2 separate regions of the Homo sapiens genome follow, and region 1 is linked to region 2. Evidence: chromatin loops called from intact Hi-C (ENCODE). Cell type or tissue: heart left ventricle. All regions are shown on one strand. Links, peaks and the distances in the headings refer to the core of each region. The heading gives the core; the rest is flanking DNA.

What was found. Hi-C counts contacts between places; a loop is a spot of excess contacts. Peaks named below come from ENCODE experiments on the same cell type or tissue, not always from the same donor. Only the 100,000 strongest peaks of a DNase experiment are listed, where the experiment ranks them.
Region 1: a loop joins it to region 2, with 4 times the contacts of the local background. A loop is called at or near these places in 1 of 110 quality-filtered maps.

What each region holds. Positions count from the first base shown.
Region 1 is chr11:120,121,386-120,130,458 of GRCh38, reverse strand. It overlaps TRIM29 (tripartite motif containing 29), which reads left to right. Exons shown (of 9, transcript NM_012101.4): 2 at 1,964-2,059; 3 at 2,890-3,123; 4 at 4,570-4,768; 5 at 7,404-7,505. LOC105369529 (a long non-coding RNA gene) reads right to left here and starts at 1,965. Exons shown (of 3, transcript XR_948100.3): 1 at 1,769-1,965. RefSeq lists enhancers at 5,224-5,518, 4,656-5,855, 6,277-6,784. In heart left ventricle, for the core only: no CTCF peak of the experiment used is centred there; a DNase peak (open chromatin) is centred at 5,236.
Region 2 is chr11:120,021,506-120,030,578 of GRCh38, reverse strand. LOC105369527 (a long non-coding RNA gene) reads right to left here and starts at 3,826. Exons shown (of 2, transcript XR_948085.4): 1 at 3,377-3,826; 2 at 1,584-1,739. RefSeq lists an enhancer at 7,019-7,520. In heart left ventricle, for the core only: no CTCF peak of the experiment used is centred there; DNase peaks (open chromatin) are centred at 4,352 and 4,621; H3K27me3 peaks cover 1,352 bases.

The DNA of each region.
Region 1 (9,073 bases), core at 679-8,678, 100 kb before region 2:
GGACTTTTACCAGCGCTGGGCCCTGGCCTATGGTGGGAGGGATTGTGTTTTGTTCTCTGCTTTCCTTTCCATCAGACCTTGTCCTCGGGGTGGTAAGGTGGGGTGAGGAACCCAGGTGCCAACTCCTCCATCACTGAGCTGGGTCAGGAGGTTGGGGGTCTCCAGCTGTTCCCTGACCTTGGACTTCACTCAGGAGTTCTCCAGGGATGAGAAAGGTGCTTCGGACAGACCCCCAGTCCACTCTCTTGGACTCTTCCTCACAGCTCAGATCTGCTTGCCAAATCCAGCCTCCTAAGAGGCCTTTGGGGCTGTGGGATCTGCCAGCCTGTGTTTCCTGGGCTCTTGGGCTCTGCATCGTCAGAGAGTGTGAGGGTCGAGTTTCTGCCATTACAGTGGGCCTGCTTTCTCTGTTTTCCACTCTCTCACCACCTTATTTAGTGGCTGCTGGCTTCTCTCCAGACTTTTTTCCAGAGATGGGGCCAAATCTCCATCCTCATCTCCTTAGGTCCTCTTTTCCATCTCTGGTGATGGTATTTTCCATGCTATGGCATTTCCGGCCGTTTGCTGGTGGGGCAAATGCTACTGAGAACAACTCTGAATCTCCCTGCCTGGAGAGTCCAGGAATGTGGTGGTGGGGGCGGGGAGGCCAGGGATTCAAGGACTCTCTGGGAAGCTCTGTGGCTCTTGCCCCATGCCTTCCCCACCCTCCGGGCACCTTTTCCAGGAAAGCCAGGGAAGCTCTATCTGCCATCGGATCCACTTCCCCGGGTGCCTGCAGGAGGTCCCCTGTTAGCACTTCCTTGGCCCGGTGGGGCGTTCAGAAGGTGTGCCGCATGGTGTTGCATGTGCCCAGGTGCTCATGACTCCTGGCTGATGGGACTCCCATTCCTAGAGGTTTGTGGCATCCTCACCTTGACTATTCTTTTGGGCTCCGCAAGGTGATGGCCAGAGAAAGGGGTGGGACTCTGCATTCAAAACCCAGTGGTAGTGGGGAGATCTGGAGCAATCCAAGGCTCTCTTGGATGCTTTGTTCTGTCAGGTGGAGATCATCCACCTATTGTCCATGCTAGAAGGGGCTTTGAGTGTCCTACAGGACAGCCCAGCAGAACAGAGGCTTGGCTGGATGGGATTGGCCTTAGCTTCATGCCTCTCCTTTTGTCTCTATTGTGGCTGCTTTTCAGAGAAGGGCATTTCCCCACATGAAAGGTGAGTATGGGAGTGAAAGCTAATGTCCCAGTGTGCTACTGATACAACCTCTTCCTAAACCACCCCAGACCCCAACAGTCTGTGTCCTCTTCCTGAGCAGGGGTCCCTACAACCTCTTCTTCCACTCTACACTGCCTTCCTCTCCAGCCTTCTCCTTCCCCAGAGCCCCTGGGTAAAAGTCTCCGTCTTGCCAAAACTGCAGAATGCCTTCCCTTTCCCATAAACAGGTTTTATAGCTGTGCCTGCCCAGACGGAGTCCACGCCGGCGGCAACCCTGGCTGCTGCTTGCAACACAGCCCTACGTCATGCCATAGAAACGCTGCACACTGTTACTGCCACGAGACACTCCCTGGGCTGGGCTGGGCTGAGCTGGGCTGGATCCCCTTCCTTTCTCTTCCCATTGTCCCCAGGTCCACTGAAAAGGGCAAGCACCCTGTAAATGAGTTTCCCTCCTGCTCTTGCTGGGTGGAGGAGATAGGCAGAGGTTTAGCCCTTAAAAAGACATGGCTAGGATATCCAGCCCTAGTGGCCTGAGAATACAGCAAGATGGTATTTAACTTACTGCTAGATCCTTGGCGACTGGCATGGTGCCTGGCATATCCGAGGTCCTGATGAATGTTTGCTGAATGAAGAGCTGAATAGATGAGTGATGAGCCCTGGCTGCGAGTGTGCCCCCTGAGTGGAGCCGCTCCCTGGTTCTCTGGTTCTCTTCCATCTCCTCCCCCTGACTTCTCCAATCCTGGCTCTTTCTCTGCAGACGGAGCTGTCATTGCAAAAGGAGCAGCTGCAGCTCAAGATCATTGAGATTGAGGATGAAGCTGAGAAGTGGCAGAAGGAGAAGGACCGCATCAAGGTGAGCAGCCCCCAAGCTCACCTTGCTGCTCCCTTACCCGACCTGGCCTGCCTGGAAAGACGCAGGCCTTGGCTCCCATTTGAGTCCCAGGCCCACGTAGACATCCCAATATGTTTCTTCTGGCTTCTCCCACCTCCTCTGACATTCTCACCAACTCCCCTTCTCAGTCTGAGCCAGGCACTCAGGTGGGATCCTGTCTGTGACCTAATGCCCATTTCATATTATCCCAGCAAGTAAAGACCCCAGACTTTCCTCCAGTGTGTCTTCCAATGTCCTCCAATGTCTGTTCTGCCCACAAGACTCCCCAGCCACCAAATACACACCATTTCTTCTCTACTTATGCCATTTTGGCTAAATGTATGTCTGCCATGGTTTGGGTAATTGCAAACCACAATCTGAAATCACTGCCTGCTTGACCCTGACTACATACACAGCCAGCATACACATTCATTTTCTGAATACACATTTCTACATATACATTCATTTTCTGAATAATGTTTGGTTCTGGTTAGGGTTTCAGGGAGCATATTGTGACCCATGGGAGAACTTTGGGGCCCACAGGGAATGATGGCTCATATCAACCCACCAAGAGGAAGGAGCCACAGGTAGATAAGAAGCGTGGACTGTGAACAAACCTGGCTATCTCTGTCAGTAGGTGGCATCCCTCAGTGATGCCTTTGAATGAGATTCTTGGCCAAATAGGCTTGCCAGGTTGGGGCAGTGGGAATGCCCTGATCCTGTGCTGGAAACCTAAAGACATACCCGACTAGGGTGATTTCTTTCCCTAACTAAAGCCCTGCCTAATCTCTTCCCTGACTCTGGACCTCCAGAGCTTCACCACCAATGAGAAGGCCATCCTGGAGCAGAACTTCCGGGACCTGGTGCGGGACCTGGAGAAGCAAAAGGAGGAAGTGAGGGCTGCGCTGGAGCAGCGGGAGCAGGATGCTGTGGACCAAGTGAAGGTGATCATGGATGCTCTGGATGAGAGAGCCAAGGTGCTGCATGAGGACAAGCAGACCCGGGAGCAGCTGCATAGCATCAGCGACTCTGTGTTGTTTCTGCAGGTAACAAGCCACTCCTCTGTCACTCAAGCCCTCGATTTCACAATCCACTTTTTGAGACCCCCCTCCAACATCCATCCATCCACCTATCCACTTATCCACCTATTCGTCTATCTGTTCATCCACCATCCAGCCATCCAACCATCCATCCATTCATCCATCTATCCAAGCGCCATTCTCTCTGTTTAATTTTTTAAATCCAATCCATTTCTTTACCTACTCTCAAGATGGCAAACAAATATCACCTTTTACCAACTTCAATTGATATGTGCTAGCAGTGCTCTGGGCTCAGTAGGAAAGAGTTGTGAGATCAGTGAATCGGGTAGAGGGGGAGTGGTGTAGGAGTGCTGCATATTTGTTATCTTGGATCTAGTCCGTTTGTCTATTCATCCATTCATCCTTCCATCTGCTAGAGTGTTTTAGATACTACTGCATGCCCAGTACTCTATTAGGTGCTGTGGCGAATAGAGAAGTACAAGACATGGTTTCTGCCTCCAAGCAACTGCAATCCAGCTGGGAAGATAAGACATGTACAATTAAAGAACAATATAGAAAAGTGTGTAATTAAATGATAAAGCATATGGCTCAGGAGATAAGTGCCTGTAGAAGCTCAGAGAAGGGCAGGTGGGCTGGAGGAAGCTAAGACAGCTTTGTGGAGGAGGTGGAGTTTGAACTGGGTCTTGGAGGCCGGTTAGGATTTGAGAGGGAGGACAGAGTCTTCGGTGAGGAGTAAGGGAAATGAGAAGTGCAAAGGCAGCACTGAGCATGGCGTGTAAAAGTTGAAATACCACTGTGGGCTGGGCATGGTGGCTCACGCCTGTAATCCCAGCACTTTGGGAGGCCAAGGTAGGTGGATCACCTGAGATCAGGAGTTCAAGACCAGCCTGGCCAACATGATGAAACCCCATCTCTACTAAAAATACAAAAAAAAATTAGCTAGGCATGGTGTCACACACCTGTAATCCCAGCTACTTGAGAGGCTGAGGCAGGAGAATTGCTTGAACCCAAAAGACGGAGGTTGCAGTGAGCTGAGATTCAGCCTGGGTAACAGAGTGAGACTCGCCTCAAAAAAAAAAAAAAGAAAGAAAGAAATACCACCATGGCTGACCCCAAATTCTATAGTAATTCCTTGCATTTCTTTAGTGTGTTCACTCCCAGTCTTTGCAGTTTGTGTCCCTCTCATAAACCCTATGAGGTAAACAGATGCACCCACTTTAGAGGTGGGAGTCGTGGAGTCACACATCTGAACGCTAGTGCCATCAGGGATGTTAGCATCCAGTGGCTTTTAGTTGAACCTTTTCATGTTACAGAAGAAACAAACATCCAGTGAGGAAGAGTGGGGCTTGCAGCGCTGAGACCCCCAGCTGCACTGTGAGAGCCCCTGGCAGAGAAGCGTCCTCATAGCTCATGAAGACCCAGGCAGTTAATGGTTCTTTCCTTTCTTGGTAGGAATTTGGTGCATTGATGAGCAATTACTCTCTCCCCCCACCCCTGCCCACCTATCATGTCCTGCTGGAGGGGGAGGGCCTGGGACAGTCACTAGGCAACTTCAAGGACGACCTGCTCAATGTATGCATGCGCCACGTTGAGAAGATGTGCAAGGCGGACCTGAGCCGTAACTTCATTGAGAGGAACCACATGGAGAACGGTAGGTCCCCTCTCGTGGCTGGGCCCCAAGGCCATAGACCTTTCTCTCCCAAATCAATTCCTGCTGCCTGACATGGGCTGGCCTCCAGTGAGCTTCTTCTCATTGTTCCCACCCACCCACCCACCCTTCCTCAGGCCGTTTGGACTAGGATACAGGGATTCTAACCCTCCTCCTCCTTTGAACTTGCTGCCAAAGTTATGCAACTATAGGAAGAGACCTCCAGAGCAGGGACATCCTGGGCACTGGCTCCACAAATGCCTCCTCTCTGTGGGTTGTCCATCAAACTCAGAGACTGGTTTCGTTCAGATCTACATCTAATTGCCGGGCCCAGCCCAGCAGCTGTGTGGATGCTGCCACTAGTATGGGCCAGATTCCAAACTGGTGGCTTTGCAGACTCTAGCAGACGTGACCTAGAACTGCAGCCATGCCTGGAGGGAGGACTTGCCTGTCATCATGGCCATGCTGAGCAGTGCTGAGCCCAGAGGCTGGACTTGGCCTGTTGAGCTGGGCTGGGGACGGTGGGACACAGTGTCTCTGTGACTCACCAGCTCCCTTGAAGTCAGCTCTTCTTCTGAGTCATGCTGTCCCCTCAGAGGTCAACTGAATCATCTCACAGAAAACCTCTGAACCTGAGAAACAACATCGTCAAGTCCTTTTCCACCCAGTCCCTTTAGGGCCTGAAGCCTGGGCACTTTCCCCAAGGCCCCACCCGGTGTCCCAGGCGTTGCACGGGGCCTTGAGAGTACAGCCTTGTTAATGACTGCTAGACGTGAATACCCCAAAGGAAAGGACCCCTGATTGCTCTCCAGACACAGCATATGATTCTTTGGGGGAGGAGAAGGGGGTGAGGGGGATAAAAGTGTGCAGAAGGGTTGGGGTTCAGGAGGCCATTTGTGCACCTTGGCGATGGCAATATCACATGGTGTCCCTGTGAAATGTGGGGGACATTCAATCACACACAAGGACAGATAAGCCATTTCAGCAAGACAATCATTTGGCTTCAAACGGCACTCAGATCCCGAAATCCTCCTTCTAATGACAATAGTGATGATGCTAATGGTGATGGTGACAGCTGACAATGATTGAGTGCTCGCTCGATGCCGGGCATTTCACTGAGCTTCTCACGCACATTACCTTATTTTCCCTGTGGGGTGTACTGCATTTTACAGGCGAGAAGGCTGAGGCTCAGAGAAGCATCCTTTCAAAGGGCGCACTGCTCGGTAGGGGGTACGGCGGGGTTGAACACTCTGCTGTTCAGTCTCCCATGCCCTCTCATCTGAGAAGCTGCGGCTGGCGGTGGCTGCAGAAGTGGGGTTGAGGAGTGTGATAATCATCGTCCCTGGGGTACAAACTCGGCAGGGCAGCCCCTCCGGTGAGGTCCGGCCAGGCCTGGGGGATGGCCTAGACTGGGGTGGGGTGAGCCTTGCAGAAACTGTTCAGGCTCCTGGCCGCTCACTGTCCCATTTCTAGGTCACAATGCTGGCCACGGCCTCTGTACAGGTGTGGCCCTGCGTCCTGTACGAGGTGTGTGGCGAGGTGGCAAGCAGGAGCAGGGATGGGCACTGCTGATTCAGTAGCCCACACCTGTGCCTGGGGCCGTGGGGGCGGCTCCTCTGCCTCTGTGTTGTTTTTTCGTGTGGCTGCTGGGAGTGTGTCTGCTCTAGGAGGTGGTGGCCGGTGAGTCAGACAGTGGAGTGACCATCCACTCCTCCCCGATGCTAGCCTGCCCACCAGACCAGGGACTCGTCCACACCCTCAAAGGCCCCTGCGCTAAGAGACACCAGGCCACTTCATCCTGGACTCTGTGGGGCACAGGGCTGGGCTAACACCTAGGAGGGCATTTGTTTATTCTTTGAGTATCTGCTGTGCACCAGGACACTGATAGGCGCAGGTGATGAAGATGAAGAATGAGGGTCTCAGGCACATTTCTCCTCTTGCTCAGGAGAGAGAGAGGGAAGGACAGGGAAAGTAGAAGACGGGGAAGTCGAAAGAGAAAGGAATGGGGTGGAGGTGGCTGAGGGAAGTCAAGTGTCGAGCAGCAGATCTGTTTGAGTTAGGGGGTCTGCAGTTGAGTGGCCCCTGCCATAGCAGCTCACTCCACTGCCTGGATCCCTGGGCCATGGAGGCCAACACTGGGACCTCATCCCCTCACCTTAGGCTGCCAGCAGTGGCTGGGACTGAACCCGGAAGTAGCGAGCCAGAGCTCAATCCCCAACTCTGCCCTTATCGGCATGTGACATTGGGCAAGCTGCTTCTCTTACTTCCTGAGTCTCAATTTCCTTATCTGTCTCAGGGGGATACAACCACAATTGATGTATGGATCAAATAAGAAATGGGCATTAATAGCACCTTGTAAAGGTGAAGTGCTAGGAAGTGTTGTGCACACAATCGTATTTACAAGGGCTTAGTTCAAGAGGGTGGATGGCTCTTTGCAGACACCTTCTCCACCAAGAGCTCAGGAACCGAGTGAATGCTGGGCAGGGCGTCATATTCTCTGAGAGGTTGGGGAAACTTGGATCTGCCTGGGAGATAGGGGAAGGGCTATGGGGTGACTCATCTGAGCCCCAAAAGTCCCCAGTGGCTGGCTCCTCCTTCCCACCTGGCTCCTCTGCTGACCCGACCCTCTGCTTCCTAGGTGGTGACCATCGCTATGTGAACAACTACACGAACAGCTTCGGGGGTGAGTGGAGTGCACCGGACACCATGAAGAGATACTCCATGTACCTGACACCCAAAGGTAAGAGGGAGCCCCTCACCCCAGACCTAGTGTCTCTCCTGCTGCCCAGGGGCCCCCAAAGTCCGTGCAGTGACTCTCAGCCAGGTTCCTTCTGAGTGGGGGTGATGGCATGTCCAGTTTGCCTGGGAAAGTCCTGGCATCTACGTGTTGTCCTGATGTGATGATGAACAGGTCTGTGTTAGCTCTCAGAAGTGTCCTGGTTCGAATGAGAAGTTACCTGGTGCCAGCTCCTCAGAGGCATTCCTCCCGGGCCACACAGGCAGCACCTCTTTGCCCTCCTTGCCTTCTCACTTCCAGCCCACACCTCTGCTTCTCTTTCCTTCCGGAGGTCTCCTGGGCTCCCTTCTGCCAGGCCGGTGCTGTGTTTTGCTTTGGCTCAGGTTTTGTAGGGGCTGAGCCCTGTGAGATGGCTGCCGACCCCAGGACCATTCTGCTCCCCTAGGCAGGGAGAGTGGTCCCTCCTCTTCTGAGTTTCCTGGCTCTGCACCCTGGCCCCCTTGGCCCTCCCTCTCAGGCCCTGGACAGTCCCAGCCTGCAAGGTGCCGGCCTAGCACAGACCAGTGCCTGCCTGTCCTTGCCCTGTGGTGGCCTCTCACATTCTTGGGCGCCAGCAACAAACCACAGCAATACCCGTTACATAAGGGTGGGTGTGCCAGCCCTCGGACCATGAGGGTGTGTGCCTGTGCATGTGGGAGAGGGAGGCTGGGGGAGGAGGGAGGCCTGGGTAAGGCACAGGGGCTGGGGAGGGGGAAGCCTCCGGGAGCTAATCAGTAATTCACACACGTCTTTCACACACACACACACACACACACACACACACACTCACACACACAATGGGAGAGGCTTGGGGGATTTGGAGAGATGAGCTCAACAGAAAAGCACCTGTGCCGCCCCACCCAGTTTGAAAACAACCCCTGGGCTTCTTGGTTGTTGGGCTTTCCCTCCTCTGACATTCCTGGTGTGGGCCAGGCCCCAGCCGGCCAGCCTGCCTCCTCCCTGCCTGGGGTGCTGTGCCTTTGGGCAAGTTCTGGGAGTGCCGGCCCCAGCACCCCTCTCCTCAGAACCCCTACCTGGCCTCGCCCTGGCCCTGTCCCTCCTGTCTCTCCCTTCCATCCATGGACCAGGCCCTGGGGTGCCATCGAGTGCCCTGACAGGCTCCTGCGGGTCTCTCCTGCTCTGTAGGAGACTGAGGGCCCAGTGTGAGCCTCCTGCAGGTTGTGGGAGGGGGTGGAGGGAACAGCAGCACCCACTATGATGCCACCCCGAGGGCCTAGGGCCTGGGGCATCTTGGGCAGGCCTCAGTACCTGTATCTGAAGAGAGGGGAGGTTGTGCTCACATGCTGGGAGACTTCCCAGCTCTGCACTGTGAGTCAGTCTATGATGTCTGTGATGGAAGAAACAGGTTCCCCCGGCATCCCTGCCCAAGCACTGTGGGTAGCCTGTGCCGAGGACAGGAGGGACAGGAAATCTGCCCTCTGGGAGCTCCCAGGCTCAGGGTGGAGTTGGGGGGAGAACAGGAAGCAATCACCAAGGAGATGAAAGAAACAAGGCCCCTAAAGGGACTGGGT
Region 2 (9,073 bases), core at 608-8,607:
CCTCACAGGCTGTGTTATCAGTGAAGTGGCCTAAGCCACAACCTTCTGCAGGGTCTCTTGAGCCATGGAAAACTCGCCCATCTTTTGCCACATCAACAAGGGGCGTGCAGGCCCTTTCCCCTGTTCAGGTTGGCTTAAGGCATCTCACCAAGTCTGCTGCCTAAGCAAATGGCCTACTGCTGGAGAATGGGGTTGGTCTCTGAATTCCCTCCCTGTAGGTTTTCCCAGTCTCTAAATGAGTCTTGATATGGTTTGGCTCTGTGTCCCCACCCAAATCTTATCTCAGATTGTAATCCCTACATGTCCTGGGAGGGTCCTGTAATCTCCAAGTGTCCAGGGAAGGAGGTGATTGGATCGTGGGAGTGGTTTCCCCCATGCTGTTCTCTTGACGGTGAGTGAATTCTCTGGAGATCTGATGGTTTCATAAGGGGCTCTTCTCTCTTTGCTCTCTCTTCTCCCTCCTGCCACCATGTGAAGAAGGTCCTTGCTTCCCCTTCTCCTTCTGCCATGACTGTAAATTTCCTGAGGCCCCCCCAGCCATGCGGAACTGTGAGTCAATTAAACCTGTTTCCTTTATAAATTACCCAGTCTCAAGTATTTCTTTATAGCAGTGTGAAAATGGACTAATACAAGTCTCTTTGAGCTGCAACCCCTCCCCGAGGCCTGTGGTCCACATATCAGCAGACAAGAGCAAGAAGCCATGGCATTTGGGCTAGCCTCTTAGTAAGCCACAAGGAGTGGTCAAGGCCCAATTGTTTTATGGTATAGGGTTCTTGATGCTCTTTGTTTTCAGCTTTGGGTCTTAGTTATCTACTCTGGGATAGTCAAAAAAGGTAGAGGTGCAGCCCAAGTATCCAAGATCACTGCCCCCAGAGGAAGCCGGATGCTTGAGGACCAACTCACTCCTCACAGCACAGGGATGGCCTGGCTCACCCTTTGATTGGGTTCACTTCTCCCTGCCCCTACTGAGGGAAGAATGGTCCTGATTTCCCACCCTCCCCAGATGAGCAGGCCTGGACAGGTCAGGGGTTTCTGAATAGGCCACACCCCTCAGGTGTGCCCATCGCCCATGCTGCCCAGGAGCCCTGGCTCCTCCTCTTTTTCCCTGCCCCTGCCTGACACTTCTCTTCTAGATCCTTCTGCGAGTTTGCCACTAGGACCACCTTTTGTTCTTGGCCTCCCGGGACATTCCTCCCACCCTTTAATCCACAGCCCCATTGCCTTCCAGAGTTCCCTGCTGCCCTGCTCCCTGGACTGCTCTTCTGTCCTCCAGCCCTGGTTCCCTCAGACAAGCTTGGCTCATCCAACCCGGGAAAACTCCTGGTGCACTCAGGCTCCATCACGCCAGTTCCATTTCGGAGGCTCCAACCCGAGGGGCTAAGAATGGGCAGGGGAGAGGGTGCCTAGGGGAGAGGGTGCCTTGTGCACTGTGACTCCTGGCCACAGAGCTCACACTCCATCCTGCTGGGTGACGGGTCCTTCCCGCGGATCCACCAGAGGCCCTACTTGCTAGAACTGAGCTCACTCTCTCTCGCACAAATATGCACACAGATACAGAGAAGCCAGTGCACAGGGAGGTTGTAGACAGGGAGAAAATTATAAGGTTCATTTAGAAAGCAGTAAAGAGGGGATTTCAATTTCCTTTCAAAATCACAACACGATTATTCTTCCATGGTGACTTCTGCAGGAACACTGAGATTCTGCTCTTGGACCCAGGGCACTGGCGTTGGGGGAGGCTGCTGGGAAGACATTAGGTGGGGGCGTCACATGTGAGATGACTTCACCGAGGGAGCGGGTTGTGGGAGCGAGGCATGGAAGGCTGTGTGTGGGAGGGGTCAGGGAAAAGGTGGAGCTAGGGCAACTGTATGGGTGGACTCAGGGATGGAAGATGACAAGACACCTCACATGAGTGTCTGCGTGCATGTCAGGGGCTGGACCGGAGCCATGCCAGCAAGGTACTTCAGGCACAAAGTTAAGGAGGCATAGCTCTCAGATTTGTGTAAGTGGGTACTATTTGCACAGGATGCCGGCTGGGTTCTGCACCATTTTTGAGGGGACATTATTTTATCTACTGTTATCTCATGATCGCCCCCTCCTCTCCTCTTCCATCTCCCGCCATGGGTGCTTAAAAGCAAACACTAGAAATGTATCTGGAAGAGGAAAGGCAGTAGGTGAGCAAACATCTGTCCATTTGTCAATGAAAAGAGGAAGTGGGTTTAAGTAACAAATAGAGGGGATTAAGGTAGATATCACAAAGCACTTATATTGAGGACTTTTGAGCAGAATTATGGAGGAAGACCCTCAGCTGAAAGGCAAAGAATACATTATAGCTGCATGGGGAATGGTGCTGACTGCAGAGCCAGACAGACTTGGGTTTGAAGCCTGGCAACTGCTACTTTTTAGCTGTGTGACAATGGCAAGCCACTGGACTTCCCTGGGCCTCTTCTATAACATGTTGATAAAAATATGAACTGCACAGGGTTATTGTGAGGGATAATGAGATAGGTTAGAAAGCGCTGAGATTCTCATGAGATCATTGAACGTGGTCCTGCCCTGAGGAGGGCAGTGGGAGGAAGTGATCTTGGAGTAAGGTGTGAGCTCCTTGAAGATGGGCTGAGCCTGCACCTGTGGAAGCCCTGGGTGGCTGTGCAACCAGCTTTTGCTGTTAGATGAATGCAGAGCTGGACTGCCCTTTGTCAGGACCTCCTGTCTCTGGCTTCTGAAGATCGGCTGTTAAAGCTGTGGTCTGGGGAAGGGTTCCTGCAGAGGATCCAGATAAATCACATGACCTCCGTGCTACCCTGTGGAGCTAAGAGCAGGTTGGGGCCGCTGGCTTGGGGCCCCCAAGTGGGTGGGACTCCTGACAGTTGAGGACGAGGTAGTGGCACCTGCCTGCTCGGCAGTGGAAGAACACCCGACCCCTTTGCGACTACACAGGCTGGCTCTGCTTGATGTCGATATGCTTAATGATTTGTGACATGATTGATACAGAAAGCGAACTTGCTATATTCCATCTGTTGAAAGGGAAATGGTGGCAAAGTGGCACATTCCAGGGAAAATCAGGATGCTGAGTGGAGCACGCTGGTGGGGCACTGGGCTGGGGTAGGGGAGTAAGAGGACAGATTCCAGCAAGATTGAGCCTGTGTCCAGCCGGGGCAGCCTAGACACGGAACCAGAAAAAGACCAGACATCAGGAAGAGCGTGAGGTGGGGGATCGGGGAACTATTCAGAAATTAGGGGCCCAGGGGACTGGAAGCCCTCACTTCCCTCTGTGCCTGCTCCTGCGGGGCTTGGGGCAATTGGAGAACACCTCTGTGCTTTTGCCCCTGTACCAGATATAGACAGCGTCCGCCTAGGACCCACGTATTCCCCTCACCACTTCTGTGAACCGTGGCTTTACTTCTGCCTGCTCTGCTGGTCAAAGTGTGTCCGGAATTAGTGGGTTCTTGGTCTCACTGACTTCAAGAATGAAGCCGCGGACCCTTGTGGTGAGTGTTACAGTTCTTAAAGGCGGCGTGTCCGGAATTTGTTCCTTCTGAGGTTCGGGTGTGTTCGGAGTTTCTTCTTTCTGGTGGGTTCGTGGTCTCGCTGACTCAGAAATGAAGCTACAGACCTTCGCGGTGAGTGTTAACAGCTGTTAAAGCCACGCGTCTGGAATTGTCGTTCCTCCTGGTGGGTTTGTGGTCTCGTTGGCTTAGTAGTGAAGCTGCAGACCTTTGCGGTGAATATTACAGCTCATAAACGCAGTGTGGACCCAAGGAGCAAAAGAACAACCCCCCCCCCGCCCCCGCCCCAACAGCGTGGGAGCAGACCCAAGCTGGTTGCCACTGTGAGTTCAGGCAGCCTGCTTTTATTCTATTATCTGGCCCCACCCACATCCTGCTGATTGGTCCATTTTACAGACAGCCGATTGGTTTGTTTTGACAGGGTGCTGATTGGTCCGTTTTGACAGGGTGCTGATTGGTGCGTTTGCAATCCCTGAGCAAGACACAAAAGTTCTCCACGTCCCCACTAGATTAGCTAAATACAGAGTGTGGATTGGTGTGTTTACCAACCTTGAGCTAGACACAGAGTGCCAATTGGTGCATTCATAATCCCTTAGCTAGACATAAAGATTCTCCAAGTCCCCACCAGATTAGCTAGACACAGAGCGCTGATTGGTGCATTTACAAGCCCTTAGCCAGACAGAAAGATTCTCCAAGTCCCCACTAGACTCAGGAGCCCAGCTGGCTTCACTCAGTGGATCTCGCACCGGGCCGCAGGTGGAGCTGCCTGCCAGTCCCACGCCGTGCACCCGCACTCCTCAGCCCTTGGGCTGTCGATGGGACCGGGCGCCGTGGAGCAGGGGGCGGCGCTCGTTAGGCAGACTCAGGCCGCGCAGGAGCCCACGGTGGTGGTGGGGAGACTCAGGCATGGTGGGCTGCAAGTCCCGAGCCCTGCCCCGCGGGGAGGCAGCTAAGGCCCGGCGAGAAATCGAGCGCAGCGCTGGTGGGCCAGCACTGCTGGGGGGCCCGGCGCACCCTCCGCAGCTGCTGGCCTGGGAGCTAAGCCCCTCACTGCCCCGGGCCGGCAGGGCCGGCCGGCTGCTCCGAGTGTGGGGCCCACCAAGTCCACGCCCACCCGGAACTCTAGCTGGCCCGCAAGCGCGGCGCGCCGCCTCGGTTCCCGCCCGTGCCTCTCCCTCCACACTTCCCCGCAAGCCGAGGGAGCCGGCTTCGGCCTCGGCCAGCCCAGAGAAGAGCTCCTACGGTGCAGTGGCGGGCTGAAGGGCTCCTCAAGTGCGGCCAGAGTGGGCGCCAAGGCTGAGCAGGAGCCGAGAGCGAGCCAGGGCTGCGAGGGCTGCCAGCATGCTGTCACCTCTCAAAAGCTTGCACCTGCAGCCTTCAGAGGATTGCTCTGGGGCACCTGAGGCCACCACAGCTGGACGTGCCTGGGTGTTTAGCACCCTCTCCCCTTCCCCCATCCCTGTAGAGTGCAAGGATAGGAAAGTCCAGTGCCTTTGCCTTAAGATGGGAAAAGAATGTCTGTGATGTAATTCACACGCCAGGGCTTTCCATGGTTGAGGCTTTTCAGGCTGAGGCTACGACTTCCCTGAAATCACAGCCTTTCTTGTCTTCTTCCCCTTCCTTGTTCGGGAGGGGCCCACTACTGGCCCACTAACTGTTTGGTTCCTTCATGTAGCATTCCTCTGATGAATACCTTCCCCAGGTATCCTTTGCTCAGGATCTGCTTCTAGGGAATCCAACCTCAGTTGGCTCCTAAGCAAGTTCAGAAGTAGGTAATAGCGACAGCACACATGCTTTTTTTATTTTTAAATTTTAGAGACAGGGTCTTGCTCTGTCACCCAGACTGGAGTGCAGTGGCACCATCATAGCTCACTGCAGCCTCAGATGCCTGGACTCAGGCAATCCTCCTGCCTCCGGAGTAGCTTGGACTACAGGCATGCACAGACATGTCTGGCTAAATTTTTTTTTTTTTTTTTTTTGTAGAGACAGGGTCTTTCTGAGTTGCTTAGGCTGGTCTCAAATTCCTGGCCTCAGGCAATCCTCCAGCCCCAGCCTCCCAAAGTGCTAGGATTACAGACCTGAGCCACTGTGCCCAGCCAGTATGCACACTCTTTAGTTTATATCAGTCATATAGCATGACCACCTGGCCAGGATGGTCAGGTCCCAAGTATCCATGCCAGTGGCTGGAGACAGCGAGGCTGATAATCCCAAGCTATGTAGGAAGTGTATGCTCATGTGCTTGGGCTCGCCCCAGGAATGGCTCTGCGAGGGTTTCTGTGGCTTCCCACCCAGGTCCCACTTTCTGCCTCTTCCTGCCAAAAGTGGACTTGCTTTCCTGTGTCTGCTTTGCTCGGACAAATATGACTGTGAGCTAGCATTCCCTGAGCATGCACTGTCTGATAGCCTGAGTAGAGGCAAAGCTTGCTGAATTACGGAATGTTCAAAGTAATGTAGTCTGGCCTTCTGCTTTTGCTTAGAAACCTGCAGTGCTGCGGGACTCAACCTGGATAGTCCAGAGAGAATCTGCCACAGACAGATAATTGAGAATTCACTGTAAATGCAAACAGGTTCTTAGGACACAGCATTTTTTGCTGGCTCAGACTTCTTGAATAGGAAAGAAAAAAGATATATCTTCTTTCCAGAATACTTGCCTACTCAGGCACAGAGGGTGAGTGGCTCATTTGTTCACCCCCAGGATAAACACCTGCTAAGCATCCATTGTATAGGCTTCTGCTGTTCCGACTGCCCAGCCTCCGCTCACCCAGTGGGATGTTGCTGCTCTCCAGTCTCTCTCTGAAGAAATCCTCTTTCCTCACTCCCTTCCTTGTAGGAGGCCCTGACTCCCCCTCCAGGGGTAGGCGTGTGATCAGGCCTGGCCAATCGGAGTGCTGTATCTCCTAGGCTCTTCCTTCAAGGATGGACACATGACAAATTTGGACCAGTGAGAGTGGCTTTGAGTTTTTGACTCCTGGAGAAACAAAGCTCTAACTTCAACCTGCTGGACATTAATTGGTGAGGATATGGGTCTGGAACGCTGAGCAACCACAGGGAACTGGAGAAGAAACCAAAACATGGAAGAAAGATGCAACAAACAGAAAGACCACGCACGTACTGATGACATTGAGCCCCTGAACCCAGCTGTGCCAGGAGTCAGACCCTGGCATTTTCAGATCTATGAATCAATGCACTTCTTTTCACCTGGGATAGTTTGGTTTCTTTTGTTACTTTTAAACAAAATTGATGCAGAAGTTGATTCCAGGAGTGGAACGTGCAAGTGGCAAGTCACGCGTACGTTGTTGGCTGAGTGGAGTGGAGGTGTCAGGTGGTGAGGACTCACGGACCCTGGCTGAAAGGTTGGAGCTCTTGCTAAACAGAAGTGACCTTCAGTAAGGTCCTATTAAAAAGTGACAAGCTTAGGTTGAAAATGGCTGGTTTGAAAGCAGGTGGCATTTACATTAAGCTTTACTGAGAGAGGCACCTCTTGCCTATGACCTGAAATTCACAGCAGCCAGAAGTATGGAGGAATGCAGCGTTGGAAAGCTAAAGGACCGATTCCAACCTAAAATTAGTGTGCATAAAGGCAGGAAAGCAAGCAACCTGGGGACACACTGATCCCCTAGACCCTTCCCAAGCACCTCCTGTGATGAGCCCCCCACTCAATGCAGGGGATGTGGCTGGAGTCAAGGAGCCAAGTAATCCCCTCCCCTCCTTCAGGCATTGTTTCAAATTGCCTCCTGGAGGTGGAGTCTCAGATGGATGCCGGTAAGCTGTTGGCTGGGGGAAGGGCAGAGCACTGCCCAGGTTGCACATCAAAGTCAATGGCTCAGTGAGGGCTGGGGCTTCAGGTACTAACCCATGGGGAAGGCTAGAAGTGGACACCAACAGCTTGCTAAAGATCTGAGAGAATTATTCTACAAAAGAAACACCAAATCTGCCAAATAACCTAAGATGCCCATCATTTACTTAAGATCTGAGAGAAGTTTTTTACAAGAGAAACACCAAATCCGTCAAATAATCTAAGAAGCCCATCATTTAAGGCAATCAATCCTCAGGTCCCCACTACCCCATCCAGTAGAGAGCTGCTTCCCAGAAGTTGCATCTTCCCTGTCGCCCATCCCAAATGTGGGCTTGGGAGAGACAGTGGGCAAGGGAGCTCTCCTGGAAAATACGCTGAAGGACAAAGAACCTTGCTTCCTGCCAGGTACTGAGAGCACTGCCGCTGTGCTGTGGGCGGGTGCCCTCTGTGCAATTCTCCTTTAATTGAAGTTATTCTGCTCCTCCTCTACCATTCTATGCTGTTGACATTTCAGGGGACAGGGACAGGGTGTTAATTGTATAGGCTGGTGCAAAAGTAATTGTGGTTTTTGCCATTGAAAGTAATGGCAAAACTGCAATTACATTTGCACCAACCAAATATCATCTAGACGATGGTGGCCTGGCCATAAGGGGCCACATTTGGAACTGGCCAAGAAAAAGGCATATTTTGGGGGGCAGAATTATAACGTGTTTAATGCATGAGTTCTGGAAGCCAACTGCTTCCTTCGTTCCCTCACTTTTTCACCTCATACTCGTGTGATCTTGAGCAAGTTACTTCACATCTTTGTGCCTCCATTTTCTGTTCAATAAAAGGGATTAGTAATGATGTTTATGCATTTTGGATTGTCTCTCTTTGGCTGCCATCTTGCTACTGCCTGGGCAGGAGATGGAAGCTGAGTGCAGGGGAGAGGTGGGGTGAGGCAGGAGTGGTTGACATCATGTGAACCCCAGACTCAATTGTGCCTGAATTCGGCCTACGCCTTCTTGGCCACTTTTATGGAGAATACATTTTCTGTGTACTTAAGAGAGTCTGATGGAGTTTTTATGACTTGCAATAAAAAAAAAGGCCAGTTGATATACGAACTGTGTGTGTTAACCACTGTATATACAGCCTTGGCTCTCAGGAGCTCTCAGCCTAGTGGGAAGACAGACACGTAATGCAGCGTGGAGAGAATTGAGATAAGAGAGGTCTAGGGGGCCATGAACACATAGATGGAGAGTCTCTAATATAGATATTGGGATCCTAGAAAGCTTCCTGGAATAGGTAACATCTTGGCTGAGTCCTAAAGGAATGGTCAGAGCCAGCGGAAGAGGGCAGGGGAGAGAGCACACAATCCCAGGTCCATCTCCCAGTCACTGGAGATTTCAAGGATGGGCTGGAAAACCGCTTGCTTGGAATGTTGAATGGAGGATTTATGCCTTGACCAGGAGGTTAAAGCAAATCCTTTCAGTGGAGAATACAGCTCTTGGGCTCTGCTGTGGTTCCTGCCCCAAGGGGACGTTGACCTCTAGGGCCTTATCACAACCTGGCCTTTGGCCTGAGAATGTGTTTTGTTTGGCCCATACCGTATTTCAAATTTTTTGGATTTGTTGTCGATATTTAAAATTGAAACAGTTTACAGAAAAGCTTGAATTTTTGGCTTATCTTGAAAAATCAGGAGGCCTGATTACACTGGACATTACCAATCATGTGGGAATGTAGGCCCTGAAGCATGGTGCTCCTCTTACACAAGACTTGTGCGTTCCTGGGT